Linked DNA regions of Homo sapiens: region 1 is linked to region 2. Evidence: chromatin loops called from intact Hi-C (ENCODE). Cell type or tissue: endothelial cell of umbilical vein. All regions are shown on one strand.

Region 1 (2,500 bases), 150 kb before region 2:
TTAGTTCTGAGTACTAAAATGTTTGTGATCAGCCACCTAAAATCATTTGGCACAATATTTGTACTTTGTTAGTATTTTTGTCTGTGTTACTTTATATTTTGACTAGTTTTTAATGATAAAACATTAACCAAAGATTTAAAAATTTTAGATAAAAATCATTATGTAGGGTTTACATTAATATTAAATTTTGACTAAACTGCAAGGCTGACATGAATGTCAGCAAAAATTTGGGTCACTTCTCCTTTTACATCAGGAGTACTAGGTCATCAAGTTGTTTGTTTATTTTTGGTATGTGCCATCACTTTAAAATAGAGACTATGAGTTTGTGTGACTTTCTGTCTCCTGTAATCCTCATTTATCCTCCCCTGAAGTCTGGAAAGCTAATGATTATATAGGTTGTTTTTAAGTTTGGTATAATTCACTTAAGCATTAGGGGTAATTAAGAACTAAGGTAAGCATCCCTTCAAAACAAAGAATCAGCTTTGCTTACATTTTTTTAAATTCTATTTTAATATAGTAGTTTTTAGTGTACCTTTTGCCTGTTTAGGACAAATGCTATCCTATTTTGCCCCCATTAACATGCTTAAAGCAAAGTGAGTAACAAAATAAAAAAATAAGAAAAGAGGGTTCATTATTACTTTGTTGCTTTCTCATTTGCTTTCTGGAATCTTGTAACTTATTTTTGAAAATTTGATTAGAAAATGTGATTTTTCCAGGAAAACCTAATGTCTGTTCTATTTAGATTGATATGCCTGAAGATTTTCATCTGATATACAATAAAATTGAAGCATTATGGTGATGCTGGCTTCTGTAACATAAGATTTTCAGTAATTGATCTCATAAAATTCATTGATATGTAGGATTAAGTGGTTCAAAAGAGTGAACCTTTGTATTTCACCAGTCAAACGTTGGGGCGAGTATGATATAGATACAAGAGAAAGAGCTTTGGAGTTAGATATACTTGGATTTAGATTTCAGCTATATGCTTATTAGCTCTGGGACCTTGGGCTCTTGCCCTATTAGTGTTTTTCAACTTCCATTTCCTCATCTGTAAAATGGGCAAAATAATATACTAAAAGACAATTGTTAGGATTAAGTGATATAATGTATATTAAGTACAGAAACATATAATTTTAGTTTCAGTCACTGATGTTACAGACCTGAGGACTGAGGCCCTCAAAGTAAAATTATTTCCTCAAGGTCACACAGTAGCAGAACTGGAACCATAGAACTAATGAGTATTCTCTATGCAATGAAGCATTCCCAAAGTGAATTGTGAATATGCACATTTATTTCCAGTAGTGAGGACTTGACAATGTTTTGTTTTTGAAAGAAACAGCCTCATATTATCTATATACATAGTAGGGTGGAATTAAGCTGCTTTATGTGAAGTATTTTGTGATGTAAAGATTTTCAAGCTTCTTATATCATCTAATGTTGGCTTTTCTTTTTAGAATAAAAACAATATGTAAGATTATACAAGTTTGGTTAGCATACCTGACAAGGTAGCCACCGAAAACCATATGGTGTTGCTCTTTTCATGCAATATGTTCTGTGAATATAGCAGACTGCTCATTAGTCATAATTTAGCTGTCAGTAGACTACTGTATGAGCTCTGCCTTAACACTTTGTACAGACGAACCAGTGGATACTGTTTCTGAATTCTTTTCTGCCATCTCCCTGGGTTTACACTTTTTTAGGCTATTAACAATTCAAAACACTTGGTATACATTTCGGATTGATTTTTGCTTCCATCATAGTCATATGCTTTATGGTATGAATATTCTACTGCTTAACTTTTGAAGAGCAATGTCTATAACATCTTTGTGGTGATGAAAAATACTTTGGGGTAAAATAAATAAAGATGAAAATATTTTGAAATAAAAAAGGCACTCATTATTTGCAGTAAACAATTAAGCATAATATTAAGCTAAAGGAAAAATAAAAGTCATCTCTTTTAGGAATCATTTCAAAGATAATGTGAAAATTTAAGTGACTAGTTTTTAAATGTCATTAGAATTCTGTGAATACAATTTTTGGAAGTATTAACATCATGGAAGGAGAATAGACACTGGAACGGAGACATAGGTTTGCCTTCAAGCTCTGCCACTTACAAGTTGTATCAGTTAGTATGTCTTCCTCTTCAAATAACAGCAAATAACTTCCCTACTGGATTAAGCAACAACATTGATTTTTCCCACATAAAAGCAATTCCTGAGAGAGGCAAGTTTCAAGTTTAGATGGATTAACAACTCTATGATATAATTTGGAACCAGATACTTCCCATCCCTTCACTCTGCCAACCTTAATCTGAAAGCTTTGCTCCCCTGCTGATTCTACTTATTTTCTCTCGATGACTGTATCAGTTCCAGGAAATACATCCATTCCCAGCAACATCAAAGGCAGTCAGGAGTTTTCTTTACTAATATTTTCTACCTAAATTCCCTTCCTTTGCAGATCCCCTTCACAGATCACTGGAGAGAACTGAATCAATAGTGGG
Region 2 (2,500 bases):
ATCACACACATGAATGCTATTAAAATTGTCTTGAATGACTTTTTAAAAATGTGTATGTTAATATTAAACACCATTAAGCAATTAGTGTGTTTCTAAATATGTGACGGGTAATGTATAAGTGATTGCCACACAACTAAGTTATTTAATGACACAATGGTAAGAAAAATGTCTTAATTATATTTGTATATTCCATGTTCAGTACAGTTCATGGCAGGAAATTCTGATTTATTACATATTGTAGATGAATGAATATGTAACCAAATTTATTTTATGTTTCATTTATAAATATTATATTATCTTTGAATTTCTGCCAATATTTGGTGAGCATAAATTAAAAATACATTGTATTGAGAGATTTAATGATTTTTCAATAGTATTCCTGTCCTTTTCTTATGTAATATTCTAATGTTACAATTAGCCTTATTGTTTTCAATCATTTAAACTTACATTCTAGTTAGCCAGTTAACCCTAGATTCTCAAGTAGGACCTATTTCCTGTTTCTGTTTGATATTATTCAAGAGACGTTGCCAAATTTTAGAGCTCGTAGTTTAAATTTATTTTAATTGTATCAATGTTTTAACCTAATAACAACTTTCATACTGAGAAGACATTTTTAAAAAATAATTTCAAATTGTCTCTTAGATTCAGGGGTTACATGTACAGGTTTGTTGGTACACGGATATATTACGTGATGGTGAGATTTGGGATACCATGATCCCATCACTCAGGTAGTGAACATAGTACCCAACAGTTAGCTTTTCATCCCTGACTCAACTTCCTTCCTCCTTCTTCCCTCTAGTAGTGCCTAGAGTCTATTGTTGCCATCTTTATGTTCATGGGTACACAAAGTTTAGCTCCCACTTATAAGTGAGAATATGTTGTATTTGGTTTTCTGTTCCTGCATCAGTTCACTTAGGATAATAGCTTCCAGTCACATCCATGTTGCTGCAAAGGACATGATTTTGTTCTTTTTTTATGGTTGTGTAGTATTCCATGCGGTACTTGTACCACATCTTCTTTATCCAGTCCACCATTGGTGGAAACCTAGGTTGATTCATGCCTTTGCTATTTAATACTACACCATTGATATTGATTAGTACTGCACTGATCATATGAACACATATATCTTTTTGTCAGAACAACTTATTTTCTTTTGGATATACCCAGTAATAGAATCACTGGGTTGAGTAATAGTTCTGTTTTCAGTTATTTGAGAAATCTCCAAACTGCTTTCCATAGTGATGAACTAATTACATTCCAACCAACAGTGTATAAGCATTTCCTTTTCTCCACAGCCTCACCATCATCTGTTGTTTTCTGACTTTTAAATAATGACCATAGTGACTATTGTGAGATGGTATCTCATTGTGGTTTTGATTTGCATCTCTCCGATTGGTGATGTAGAGCATTTTTTTCATGTTTGTTGACTGTATCTTTTCTTTTGAGAAGTGTTTGTTCATGTATTTTGCCTGCTTTTTAATGGGGCTATATATTTTTTTTTTGCTTGTTTAATTGTTTAAGTTCCTTAGGGAGTCTGGATATTAGATCTTTGTCAGATGCATAGTTTGCAATTTTTTTTCATTCTGCAGGTTGTCTGTTTACTTTGCTAATAGTTTTTCTTGCTGTGCAGAAGCTCTTTAGTTTACTTAGATCCCGCTTTTCATTTTTGTTTTTGTTACAATTGCTTGTAAAGACTTAGTCATACATTCTTTTTTTCAAAGTCAATGTCTAGAATGGTGTTTCCTAATGTTTTCTTCTAGGATTTTTATAGTTTGAGACATGAAATTTAAGTCTTTAGTTCATCTTGAATTAATTTTTGTACATAGTAAAATGTAGGGGTTTAGTTTCATTCTTCTGCATATAGCTAGCCAGCTATCCCAGCACCATTTATTGAATGGGAAGTTTTTCCCCTATTGCTTATTTTTGTTGGCTTTGTAAAAGATCAAAAGGTTGTAGGTGTGCAGTTTTATTCTGGATTCTCTATTATGTTCCATTCGTTTATGTGTCTGTTTTTCTACCAGTACCGTGCTATTTCACTTACTGGAACCTTATACTGTATTTTGAAGTTGGGTAATGTAATGCCACTCACTTTGTTCCTTTTGGCTTAAGATTACTTCAGCTATTTGGGCGCATTTTGTTTCCATATGAATTTTGGAAAAGTTTTTTCTGATTCTGTGAAAATGATATCAGTAGTTTAATAGAAATAGTATTGAATCTGTACATTGGTTTGCGTAGTATGGCATTTTAATGATGTTGATTCCTCTGATCCATAAGTATGGAATGTTTTTCCATTTGTTTGTGTCACCTACGATTTCTTTCAATAGTGTTTTGTAGTTATTCTTGTATATATCTTTCACCTCCTTGGTTCAATGTATTCCTAGGTATTTTATTCTTTTTGTGGCTATTGTGAATGGGGCATTCTCGATTTGGCTCTCAGCTTGAATGTTATGGATATATCGAAATGCTACTGATTTTTATACATTGATTTTGCATCCTGAAG

The links. Hi-C counts contacts between places; a loop is a spot of excess contacts. Peaks named below come from ENCODE experiments on the same cell type or tissue, not always from the same donor. Only the 100,000 strongest peaks of a DNase experiment are listed, where the experiment ranks them.
Region 1: a loop joins it to region 2, with 3 times the contacts of the local background. A loop is called at or near these places in 2 of 110 quality-filtered maps.

Annotation. Positions count from the first base shown.
Region 1 is chr4:65,651,016-65,653,515 of GRCh38, reverse strand. All of the region lies in intron 1 of EPHA5 (EPH receptor A5), which reads left to right. Among named protein-coding and RNA genes, the nearest start is that of EPHA5-AS1, 18 kb to the left of the region's middle. In endothelial cell of umbilical vein, no CTCF peak of the experiment used is centred here; no DNase peak of the experiment used is centred here; H3K27ac peaks cover 189 bases.
Region 2 is chr4:65,501,409-65,503,908 of GRCh38, reverse strand. All of the region lies in intron 3 of EPHA5 (EPH receptor A5), which reads left to right. Among named protein-coding and RNA genes, the nearest start is that of EPHA5-AS1, 170 kb to the left of the region's middle. In endothelial cell of umbilical vein, no CTCF peak of the experiment used is centred here; no DNase peak of the experiment used is centred here; H3K27ac peaks cover 1,677 bases.